2 separate regions of the Homo sapiens genome follow, and region 1 is linked to region 2. A link is an interaction called in ENCODE POLR2A ChIA-PET data of the cell type or tissue named here. Cell type or tissue: B cell. All regions are shown on one strand. Links, peaks and the distances in the headings refer to the core of each region. The heading gives the core; the rest is flanking DNA.

Region 1 (6,500 bases), core at 2,119-4,618, 100 kb before region 2:
TGCCATTTCTTTCTTTTTTTTTGAGACAGGGCCTTGCTCTGTCGCCCATGCTGGAGTACAATCACCACTTACTGCAACCTTGACCTTCCAGGCTCAAGCAATCTTCCCATCTCAGTCTCCTGAGTAGCTTGGCTACAGACACGCACCACCATGCACAGCTTTTTTTTTTTTTAATTTTTTTTGATAGAGACAGAGTCTCTCTGTGGTTGCCCAGGCTGGTCTCGAACTCCTGGGCTCTAGCAGTCCTCCCACCTCAGCTTCCCAAAGTGTTGGGATTACAATGTGTGCCACAACACCTGGCCTTTTCTTTGGATGTCTTAGGAAATTAACTCCTACCTTTCTAAAAATTCCTGGGTTTATGTGACCTGGATTTAAATGGTCATGAGAGAAATTTCTGATATGATAGTGCAATCAAGTAACACTGGAATTCTTTGACTACCTTAGTTTTTCTAGAGTTTCACTTAAATTAACCCAATTTTGTTCCATTGGCAGTTTTATCCAAGACTGAATAAAGGTAGTTTACCTTTTAAGTTGCTATACACTAGAACTTACCTTTCAATTAATTCTTTTAATTTAACAGTGTGGAAAGCTATTATTTACTTTTTATTTAATTGATAGTACTTTTGTAAACTTTTACCTGAAAAAAGTAACTTTGAGAACCACAGAGAAGAAACATATTGGTTAAGGTTTCTGAAGAGTGTCGGAGGATTCAAGAGTGTGGGGAATTGCTTCTGTGATTCCCATCACTTCACATTCTGAGTAGAAAAGCACACAACAGAAATGCTGCAAGTCAGCATCAGGAGTCCATAGCATCCATCATCAAGTGCAATAAGACTGTGACTCTCTGTTACTGAGTTGTGATGCTTTTTCTTTTTGCCAGTAAGTTACATGGTCCAGTTTTTTCTTTCTTAGATGACTTCAGGGACTTGTTGTAAGCCTGCTGAGGTCAAGGAATGCTTCTGCCTTATGTGCAGTGTATTATAAAAAGATTTATCTGTGATAAAAGTGGAACTCGGCTGGGCATGGTGGCTCACACCTGTAATCCCAGCAATTTGGGAGGCTGAGGCGGGCTGATCACTTGAGGCCAGGAGTTCGAGACCAGCCTGGCCAACATAGTGAAACCCCATCGCTACTAAAAATACAAAAAAATTAGCTGGGCGTGTTGGCATGGGCCTGTAATCCCAGCTACTCAGGAGGCTGAGGCAAGAGAATCACTTGAACCCAGGAGACAGAGGCTGCAGTGAGCTGAGATCATGCCACTGCACTCCAGCCTGGGTGACAGAGCAAGATTTGGTCTCAAAAAAAAAAATAAAAACAAAAAAAAGTAGAACCCATGAAGAAAAATTTAAACAACTGATTTTAATGACTGTAAAGGAGTATCACTAGTAGAAAAATGTTTCTATATTGTTAGGATAATCAAGTTTCTTTAAAGATAATATTGATCATTTTTAGCAGAAGTTTGTTATTTATCTTTAGGAAATGAAATTAAATATTTTGCTTTGTTTTGTTTTTAATGTTTCTAAAAGGAATGAAACTGCATTATTGCTGATTCTGTTGTGGATTGAGGCATTTAGAGTAGCAAAAATTATATTAATGCTCTGTGCCAAAACACATAAAATGGCTTTATCACTGATTGGTGTCTCAATTATAAAAAGGTAATAATTTGCATAATATGATAAGAATGCCACTTGAAAGAAAGGAGGCTGGGTTGTTTTTTTTTTTTTTAACATCCAGTAAAACATGATTGACATCATCTAGTCAAATTATATATTATACTGAGCTTTATTTTCTGTATAAACCATATTTTACAGATATTATTTTAAAAGAAATTGAAATCTTCTGGGCTTAGGTTTCAGAGTTATATATAACTCATAAGTGAGCTGTGTGAGCTGAGTTCCTTAAACCTAGGTCTCATTTCAAAGGCTAGCTTTGGGCTGGTTGCAGTGGCTCACGCCTGTAATCCCAGCACTTTGGGAGGCTGAGGCAGGTGGATCACAAGGTCAGGAGATCAAGACTATCCTGGCTAACACGGTGAAACCCTGTCTCTACTAAAAATACAAAAAATTAGCCAGGCATGGTGGCGCACACCTGTAGTCCCAGCTACTCGGGAGGCTGAGACAGGAGAATTGCTTGAACCTGGGAGGTGGAGGTTGCGGTGAGCCGAGATGGCGCCACTGCACTCCAGCCTGGGCGACAGAGCGAGACTCCACTCCATCTCAAAAAAACAAAAAAAACAAAAAGGCTAGCTTTGTTCCAAAGCCCAAACCTGGCTCTGGTAGACTATTTTCTAAGCTATCTCTTGATGAGCTTTGCTAAAGGAAAGGGAAGTATGGTACAGATCACCTCAAAGTCATGTTTGGCTCTCTCTGCATTTGGAGTTTTCCTCTGGCATGTTTATATTCTGAATAATGCTTCTCCTAGGCTAAATACAGTTTGGACCCTGCATCTTACAACAGATGTGACAGAGGAATGCTTATGGTCAATAATGATGTACAGTCCACAGTGATAAAGAAATTGGTGGGAATGAGACTTTGAGAAGTATAATGAATGTCAGATTGCAGGCTGCCCATAGTACATCCAGCATCAGCACACTGTAGTTTGCCTTAACTAATTTGGGCCTCTGCAGCTTTGGGACAGTATTGCAAATAGGTGGTATAATAAGCTTAAATAACAGATTTCCATCACTTAAATATGAAAATCTCAGATTTGTCACAGTAATAATATTGACCTCATGTTTTTGTTTTTATTTTTTGTTCATTGACTTCATGAATGAATAGTTTGGCAGGAAAGCAGGTAATACACTTCCAGGCCTTATATTACATAGGTGTTGAGGCTAGAGAATGTCACAGAGGCGTGCCCTTATTCATAAAACACTAGGGGAAATGCCTTACTGTGTTTTATTAAGCGAAGACCTTTCATTGTAAAGGTGAGATTATTCCTTTAGAAACCATATAAATTACTGAAGGGAATTATGAGCAAGAATATATTTTGGGTTCATAGATGCCAAATGCCCATCTCACTGGATGATTATTATTCTAAGTATTTTCCATTACCTAGTTTCAGCTCAGGAAATCAATTAGACCCTTAAGGGCCTAAGCAAGCAGGAAATGAGTGATAGATTTATAGATTCCACCAGTGAATTTGAAAAAAAAACTTTTACCTTTTAAATTATAACTGCAATAGACTCAATATAAATGCTTTTTTTTTTTTTTTTTTTTTTTTTTTTTTTTTTTTTTTTTTTTTGAGACGTTGTCTCACTCTGTCACCCAGGCTGGAGCGCAGTGATCTTGGCTCACTGTAACCTCTGCCCCCAGGATTCAAGTGATTCTCTTGCCTCAGCCTCCTGAGTAGCTGGGATTACAGGCACGTACCACCGCATCTGGCTAGTTTTTGTATTTTTAGTAGAGACAGGGTTTCGCCATGTTGGCCAGGCTGGTCTCGAACTCCTGACCTCAAGTGATCCACCCGCCTCGGCTTCCCAAAGTGCTGGGATTACAGGAGTGAGCCACCACACCCAGCCCATAAATGCCTTTTTTAGTGCTCCCTCTTTCTTTCCTATGTAAACCCTTTTCAAGTTAGATTTTCCCTATGATATTCTCAATAAAGAACAAATTACATAAAATCAGGAACCTGATTTTATATTAAGTGTAGGAAGTCAAATTACCATTGAGCGTAGGTCATATATTCTAGTAGTAGAGACCAATCTATTTTCTGCCTTGTTCTGGAGGGTCATAGCAAATCTGAACCAGGCAGCCAGGTAGACCACCACTCTGATGGCCCCATTCAAGCTTAGAGCTTCCCCAGTCTGAAAGACACTGGAGGAAGCTTCTTCCCACCTTATTTAGCTCCAAGAGTTCAGTTGTGCTCTGTGGAACACTAGGAATAACTGTATCCTAGACATAAACCAAGGGCAAGACATGGTTTTAGTTTCCATGAGGGCCTTTGCTTAAGAGTCAGAAGGGCTGCTACACATCTTAATTTTGCCACTGAATAGCTATGTGATACCAGGCCTTTGACATAAGCAGTTAAGTTAGAGGACTCCAGAGGGCCTGTCCAGCTCTTACATAAGTCTAAATTCCACCTGTGATTTCATAGGATCCTTAAGTAAGCATTCCACTTCTATGGGCCTCATTTTCTGCCCCTATTAAACAAAGACATGGCTCTTGAGAGCCTGTTTAAAGCAGGTTTTTGAAAAGAAAGTCTCAAGTCAAAGAAATTTTGAAATGGATTTAGATTAAAAGGTATTTTTGTGTGTGTGGAGAATGTGGGATTAACTCACTTATTTTTATTATGTATAGAAATTTCAGTTTGTTACTATAGACTATTTACAGAAATATGAGTTCTTGAGTTTTTCATTCTGCTACCCCAGATGTGTAGCACTCTGCTTTGTACATAGAAAGCACTTAGCAACTTGTGTGTTCTCTTGAATTTAACTGAAGTCCCACTTGAAAAGGTAAAGTTATATAAACTACTTTTTAGTATTTGAAGTTTCTTTAAGCCTATTTTTAATGATGGCTTGGTGTTCATGCAATGACTTATTTTTGTTTGTACTGGCAGAGCGTAGCTTTTTCAGTTGGCCAGTTAAAATGGAAAGACAAGCTGGACGCAGTGGCTCACGCCTGTAATCCCAGCACTTTGGGAGGCCAAGGCGAGTGGATCACAAGGTCAGGAGTTCAAGACCAGCCTGGCCAAGATGGTGAAACCCCATCTCTACTAAAACTACAAAAAATTAGCCGGGTGTGGTGGCGGGCACCTGTAGTCCCAGCTACTCGGGAGGCTGAGGCAGAGAATTGCTTGAACACAGGAGGCGGAAGTTGCAGTGAACCAAGATCGTGCCACTGCACTCCAGCCTGGGTGACAGAACAAGACTCCCTCTCAATAAAAAAAAAAAAAAAAGAAAAGAAAAGAAAGTAAGACAACTTGTGCTCTTATTTTTAAAATATTATATACTTCTAGCCCCATACAAATATTCTCAGATTAGACTAACCAATTACACATTGGAATACCTGGACAGTTTTAAAATACAACTAAAACTGAACAGAAGCATCCAAAGGTCAACCACTGTTTTACTGGACATACCTTTTACTTTGCTATTTTATGTATTTTATATTAAAGTTAGACCTTTGAGGCCAGGTGCAGTGGCTCACACCTGTAATCCCAGCACTTTGGGAGGCTGAGGTGGGCAGATCACCTGAGGACAGGAGTTTGAAACCAGACTGGCCAACATGGAGAAAACCCATCTGTACTAAAAATACTAAAATTAGCCGGGCGTGCTGGTGCGCACCTGTAATCCCAGCTACTCAGGAGGCTGAAGCAGGAGAATCACTTGAACCTGGGAGGCGGAGGTTGCAGTGAGTCAAGATCACCCCACTGCATTCCAGCCTGGGAGACAGAGCAAGACTCCGTCTCCAAAAAAAAAAAAAGTTAGACCTTTGGGTTTAAAAGCCCCAGGATAAACACATGAAAAAAACTTTCAAAATTTACAAGTGTAAAATATGCTCAGTACATCCTTCTTCCCACCCAACCAAACAACAACATCTCAAGTTAAATCAAGTGGTATAAAATGTCAACCTAGAATTCTACCACTGCCCCAGGGAAGTTCTGTCTGCCCACTGTCGTCTGCTTTTACAGGTCTACACTAGAAACAACTTCCCTTGATAGGAAGTACTGACTTTGTTCAGAGCTGTAAAATTATACCCAGAACCTCCCTTGTTCTTGTTCTATATGAGTCCCAGGGCCTGAGAGCCGCCATTTATGACGCTTTGGTTTGTCACACCCTGCACACACCATTAGAGACATTTTTCTCTCTTGGCTTTGTATCTGCTTCCTTCTGTTGCTACCCTCTCCATTTCCTATTTTCCTAATTTTTAAAAATGAAATTTATTTTTGCTTTTTCATTTGTCTAAGACTTAGGCTTTCATTTCCCCAGCTGTAAATCAGGCATTAGATAATAATCTCTAAAGCCAATTCCAATACTCTGTGAAGTCATTGTATCTTATATTTATGAGTAAATATAGTTATCATCTTTTTGATAATAAATTCATCAATAAACCATGGATTGGAATACATAAGAATCTGAAAACCCTTTATAACCCTCCTATCTCTGAAATTCACAGATACTGCTATATAGAACTGATTGATGAATTTCAATAATATCTACACCAACATATAATTAATAATGATATGTATTAATAATATTGATAACAATGAGACACCCACAGGTGACTTGTCAGTAACTGATTTGTGATTTCCTAATTTTAAGAGTGTGTGTATTCTTGTTGTAATCTATGAGAGCAAGAACCTTCTCAAAATAAAAGAAAGTTTTTCACAGATACTAATTCAGTGACTCATTTACTGACAATTTTCAGTAGGGTCAGAAACAATATCAGATTGGTCTGAAATTATAAAAAATATTTTTAAGAGTCTAATAGTTAAAAGTTAATTTGGGGTGAAAAACAACTCCTCTCTATAATTGTATTTTATTTTATTGTTTTATTGTT
Region 2 (6,500 bases), core at 1,928-4,427:
GGTCCAGGCCTCTCTTCTTGTCTTTATTGATAGTTTAGCTCAGAGGCTTTTAGTATGAATCCCACATCTTCTCAAGCATGTACCCCTCAAACCTACCAGCCCCCAACATCCACACCTGGTTTAGAAAGGTTTGTAGGCATCCTGTTTGTCACAGTGACAGGCAGCCGCTACTGACATTTAATAGGTGAAATCATAAATGGGCCCAGGGATGCCATGGGCTCAGAAATGGAGAGCGGAGTCTACACCAAAAATTATTCCACCCAAAATGCCAATAATATCTTACCTTGAGAAACACTGGTAGTGCCCAGGGTCTTTTCTCTACTAAAATGCAAAACCAACTTTTCACAAAATTAATATACTATTTCATAAAGTCAGAATATGCCAAAGATCATGCCATATATATTACAGAGCATAGATCAACTTGAAAAATCTTTACGTATGTATTCTGTTATTTCTCTTTTCTGTGTGTAAGTTCTTTTCAAGTTACTACAGTGAGTTTCAAATTTGTTATTTAAGAGTTCTATTATTCTGTTCATTATGATCCGAAGTTTAAGATCTGCGGTGTTGAAAAGCACTCCTAAATATACAAAGCCCTTGAACTCCTAAATAAACAAAGCCCTTGAACTCCTAAATGTACAAAGATCTTGTTTGGGCCAGGCCTGGTGGCTCACACCTGTAATCCCAGCACTTTGGGAGGCTGAGGTGGGAAGATTGCTTGAGCCTTGGATTTTGAGACCAGCCTGGGCAACATAGTGAGACCCTGGCTCTACCAAAAAAAAAAAAAAAAAAAAAAAAAGCTAGGCATGGTGGTGTGCCCCTATAGTCCCAGCTACTCAGGAAGCTAAGGTGGGAGGATCACCTGAGTCCAGGAATTTGGGGCTGCAGTGTGCTGTGATTGCGCCACTGCACTCCAGCCTGAGCAACAGAACAAGACCCTGTCTCTTAAAAAAAAAAATGATGATTGAGTTTGATAATCAGGAAACTTAACCAAATCTTATATGTAAGCAAATAAATATGTTTTTATTTGTTTGTTTTATTTTGAGACAGGGTCTCACTCTGTCACCTAGGCTGGAGTGCAGTGGCATGATTTTACCTCATTGCAACCCAGCCTCCCAGGCTCAGGTGATCCTCCCACCTCAGCCTCCCAAGTAGCTGGGTCTACAGGCATGTGCCACGATGCTCAGCTAATTTTTGTATGTTTTGTAAACACAGGTTTTCACCATTTTGTCCAGGCTGGTCTTGAACTCCTGAACTCAAGTGATCCACCCACCTTGACTTCCCACAGGGCTGGGATTATAGGCATGAGCCACCACACCTGGCCAAAATAAGTTTTATTAGAAATAACTCACTTTGGGAGGCTGAGGAGGGCAGATCACTTGAGGTTAGGAGTTCAAGAGCAGCCTGGCCAACATGGGGAAACTCCATCTCAAATAAAATACAAAAATTAGCTAGGCATGGGTGGCATGCAAAAAAAAAAAAAAAAAGAACTAATGCATGTGAAATTCAAATATTAGTAAGTATTCAAAATAAGATATGAAAGTAAGAATACAAAATAGGGTGATATCACTGGTTGATATGATTAGTGAGATGAACATTATTAAGGCAAATTCTTCCGATAATTATTGTTATACAACATGATTAATATATATTCAGTCTGAAAGAGTCATATATACAAATATGAAATAAACACCTCAAATGAGAAGAAGAGAGAAAACATGGAGAATGAAGAAAGTTGGGTGTATTCTTTTCAGTCTTCCCCTCCCATATCTCCGTCTGAGGCCAGCATGGCTAATATTGAGAAAGAGTAAGGCAAATGAGTAATTATTGTGCTCTGTCTTTTACTGTTATTGAAGGTCACTGTTTAACACTCCCTCGCCATTCCCCTAACCACTCCCCTTTGCCTTAAATTCATTAAGCTGTATTCTTTGTATTTCCTGATAACAGCTGACAAGGACCCACTCTCATCTGTAATGACAGGTGAGGGTATTGATGATAAGTAGAGTTAATAAAGCTTCTCCAGTGATTTAGAATTATAACGCTCTGAGTATTATCATCAGGGGAATAGATGAAAAAGCCCATTTCATTTTGTGCAGTGTCCTTCAAACTGCTGGTTATGAAATCATTTTAGAGGGTCTGTGAAATCACTGTGGAATACGATGAAACGTAATAGAAAGTATCAGCAGACACTGTGGGAGATCGGTCAGAGCGGTGGGGAAAAACTATAGGGAAAGGACGCAAACCTTCTGAAAGGTCAGAAGGTTCTGCAGAGCCCCAGGGGAGAATAGCTGAAGGCAGCTGTTCTGTAACCCTGAGGCATTGGGCAAGGAGTAGGTACAAGGCAGTGTAGGGGAATTTATCTTAAACAAACTTGTTTACTTATGTTGACCAGGAACTGACCTTTGATCATCCGTGGGGACGGTCCCCCTGAAAGGGGAACAATAAATGTTAATTACCTAAGAGGTTTTTAAATTTCTTTCTCCAGAAAGAAAAATTTCAAGCGTCTGAATCCCATTCAGTATTCTCTAAAATAAAATCAAGTTTGTCCTGAAAGATGGTTTAAAAACTGAAAATCTATTTTCTTTGATTACCTCATAAATAACAAGAGTTTCATATCAGCTCTCCTGTCTCTTCCTCCTCCACTCTTTTCCCCTCTTTCACATTGTGCCAATCACACAGGTGGATGCTCAGTATCACCCCACAGCACAAGATAAATAAGCTTGGAAGGTTTCCTAGCAACATATTGTTCTGGGAACCTGCTCTGTTTCCCTGAACAAGATGAAGCCAAATATCCTAGAATCTCAGCCAGATGGGAAAGGATTAGCTTATTGAGAGTGTTATTGCCTTTTTTAAAAAAATGTTTCACTTTGAAATGAACCTCTTAATATAAGTAGCAAAAGTGACTTTTAAAAGGACATGTAAAAATATCCCTTTAAAAGGACATTTTTTTCTCTTACATGTAAAAAAAAATTGATAATAGTTTGAAGTTTAAAAATATGGTTTCAGAATTCTCTAGGCACAAGCTTCCAGTATGTAATTCAGTCACTGGTGAGTGGATCCATTTTAGAACCATGTAGAAAATACTTCCACATGGAACTAATTCTCAGCCTGGTGTCCAGTGGTATGGTATTCCTGCTGTAAAAATACTGAAATACTTCCGATCTGGTGGGAAAATGGCTCCTGGAGTAGGCTCTCTCCTCACAATACCTTTAGCTGCTCCCCTTGGCCCTTGTTTCTGCTCCTAGGGAAACATTGGAGACACCTTGTTACTGCTTAAAACCCTGAAGCTTCCCCTTTTTCTATAGCTCCAGGGCTATTTTAGTGCTAGTGATTTGCAACTTCATCTTCAGAGTCTATTTTTGGTTTTCTCAGTGTATGATTAATGTATATAGAGAAAATAAAAGAAATTGAGACTGCTATCAAAGCCAAGAAAAATAATGTTGTCGTTTTGTTAACACATGATTGTGTATATTTCCCTTGTTTATCTAATGATCTGTGAGGCTACACAGTTGGCAGGTGGTGCTTTCCTTTCTATTGCACTCTAGTTGGTCACAGTATACTTGTTAGAGGTCTCTGGAGATGGAGTAATAAAGGATTCGTGTTTCTCATAACAATATTCAGCAGTGGCTTTGCAATTCAGTTACACCCTGGAAAATGTCCTCACTCCTTGTTTGGCTGGGGAGACATTCCCCCATCAGCCAGATGAATATTCTCATAATGTGGTTGTTGACTGGTTTCTATCATCTATCAGGTTTGGACTGAGTTTGTGAAACTTCCCAATTGTGGTGAGAAGCAGATAATTCTAGTACTTCATAGTGTTCCTGGATAAGAAGAACAAAGTAATTAGAATAAGATGGGGAATGACACCTGGAGTCTTTGTTTTTTATGTAACAAATTATCTGGCCAGATGCCAGAGAATTAGTACTGTCCTCATTTTAATGAAAATAAGGAAATTGTGAGATAATTTTATATTCATGCTAGATGCTTTCCATTCTCTTTTGCTCTCTCACTCATATGTATATGTTTTCTAAATACCATATTTTAAACTCAACAAGGAACAATCTGTTGAGGGCCTAGTATGAGCCAAATACTGCTAGGTATTATGGCAGATACTGAGGGCAACACATCATCCTTGCCTTCTCAGAGTACGCAAGAAGTTTGCAACATAGCACGTTTGTAATCTTAAACCAAACAAAAACATTAAGGAAAGGTGTTGCTGTGTAAAGGAATCATAGGCTAGGCACAGTGGCTCAGGCCTGTAATCCCAATGCTTTGGGAGGCTGAGGAAGGAGGATCGCTTCAGCCCAGGAGTTTGAGACCAGCCTAGGCAACATAGCCAGACCCCATCTCTACAAAAGTTAAAATAAAATAATATAAGTAAGGGAATTCTATAACTTTGATTGTCCAAAGAAAGGCTAAAAGTAGATTTAATATGTATTATGGAACAGAATAAGTTCTAATACGTTAATTTTGATTGAATACTTATTTTAAAAAAAATTTTAAAAATGTCCATAAACCAGGCATTGTTTTAGATACCTCTCTGTTAACTCATTTAATTCTCCTGACACCATTATGAGGTAGAAATTTTGTTTACCTGCTATTTTATAGATGAAGAAACTGAGGCTAAGAGAGTTTTTTTGTTTGTTTGTTTTAAAAGACAGGGTCTCATTCTGTTGCCCAGGCTGGAGTAAGTGGCCGTCATAGTGCACTGCAGCCTGGAACTTGTGCGCTCAAGCAATTCTTCTGTCTCAACCTCCAAGTAGCTGGGACTATAGATGTGCACCACTGTCCCCTAAGAGAGGTTAAATATCTGTTTACTGAGGGCTTTTATACTACGCTGTGCTTATTTGTTTATTTTTAAAATTCTAAGAGTCCATAGGAATCTAGTCTTTTTTCAGAAAATAGTAAACTACTGTCTTTTGTGGATGACATAATTTTAGCAAGAAATAAATGGGTTGTTTAGATGACTTTCTATTATCTCATACAGCATAATGATTCTATATTTGAGTTTTCATTGTCAAACACTAAAACCTCCTTTGTTTTCAGTGTACTAACTCCATTTTAGAATATTTTTCTCTTCTCTTCTTTTTTTTTTTTTTTGAGACTGAGTCTCGCTCTATCACCCAGGCTGGAGTGCAGTGGTACAATCTTGGTTCACCGCAACCTCAGCTTCCCAGGTTCAAGCCAGGCTCATGCCTCAGCCTCCAGAGTAGCTGGGATTACAGATGCCCACCACCATGCCCCGCTAATTTTTGTAATTTTAGTAGAGACCGGGTTTCACCATGTTGGCCAGGCTGGTCTCGAACTCCTGACCTCAAGTGATCCGCCCACCTCAGCCTCCCAAAGTGCTGGGATTACAGGCATGAGCCACCACGCCCAGGCCATTTTAGAATATTTCTTGTAGCTCAATTTTTTACTTATATAAAATAATAATTTTCATTTTCAACATAATAGAAGGATATGAGTGAATTATATTTAAGAAAGTTAAAATTAATAGCACTATTAAATACATTAACAAGAGAAGGTTGTGACATCAGCAATATTATTTATAACAGAGGTGGACAAACTGTAGCCTGTTTCTGTAAATTAAGTTTTCTTGGAACACAGCCAGGCTCATTTGTTTAGGTATCACCCATGGCAGGTTTTGTATAATAATGACAGAGTTGAATCTTTGCAACTTAGACTATATGGCCCACAAGGCCTAAAATATATACTGTCTGGACCTTTACAGGAAAAGTTTGCCAACCTCTACTCTGGAATCTCTATTTTTCTCCTAACTTTGAGTTGAGCATGTTCCCTTAGAATGCCAGAAATTTAACTAGCAAACACACCTGAATTTTTTTTCATAAATGGTGTCCTTGTCTAACATGGTTTTCCTCAAATCCCTGCAGGTACCAACCAAGAAGCTGAAGAAATATGAGAAAGAATATCAGACAATGCGAGAGAGTCAGCTGCAACAGGAAGACCCAATGGATAGATACAAGGTATGAGAAATATGTTGCACCTATCAAAGTACCTTCTTTTTTGTTTTAAATGAGACTGAGTCTTGCCGTGTTGCCCAGGCTGGTCTTGAACACCTGGCCTCAAGCAATCCTCCCACTCCAGTCTCCCAAGTAGCTGGGATTACAGGCACGAGCCACCATTCCCAGCAAAGTACCTTTTTTTTTTTTTTTTTTTTTTTCTTAAAGCAGCAGTTGTGGCAAGTTCAATTCCCTCTGTTCTTCCTTGATTGATTTAGATGCTCTCTGATCATGCTAACTGTCCAGGTATGTTTTCATTTCAGGAGACTCCCAAATAGCCAACCATAATATTTCTTTTCTTTCAGTTTGTATATTTGTAGGTAACTCCAGCTGTTGCATTTATACTGGGAATCTTCATAAGAAGCTGAGAGAAAGAGAGGGGAAAAAGAAAGTGGCTTTCTACTTTCAAAAATGAAACAAAAAGGAAAAATGGCAAAGTACTGTTTTAGCTGTGCATGTCATATCCACAAAGACTTTTAGCAG

Evidence for each region. ChIA-PET counts read pairs that join two places held together with the same protein. Peaks named below come from ENCODE experiments on the same cell type or tissue, not always from the same donor. Only the 100,000 strongest peaks of a DNase experiment are listed, where the experiment ranks them.
Region 1: POLR2A ChIA-PET joins it to region 2 with 8 read pairs; 2 of 35 experiments call an interaction of 5 or more read pairs at or near these places.

Annotation. Positions count from the first base shown.
Region 1 is chr1:174,851,518-174,858,017 of GRCh38, forward strand. All of the region lies in intron 19 of RABGAP1L (RAB GTPase activating protein 1 like), which reads left to right. Among named protein-coding and RNA genes, the nearest start is that of RABGAP1L-AS1, 99 kb to the right of the region's middle. In B cell, for the core only: no CTCF peak of the experiment used is centred there; no DNase peak of the experiment used is centred there.
Region 2 is chr1:174,951,569-174,958,068 of GRCh38, forward strand. It overlaps RABGAP1L (RAB GTPase activating protein 1 like), which reads left to right. Exons shown (of 26, transcript NM_001366446.1): 20 at 5,889-5,981. RABGAP1L-AS1 (RABGAP1L antisense RNA 1) reads right to left here and starts at 2,693. Exons shown (of 6, transcript NR_121196.1): 1 at 2,589-2,693. In B cell, for the core only: no CTCF peak of the experiment used is centred there; a DNase peak (open chromatin) is centred at 3,233; H3K4me3 peaks cover 743 bases; H3K27ac peaks cover 2,064 bases.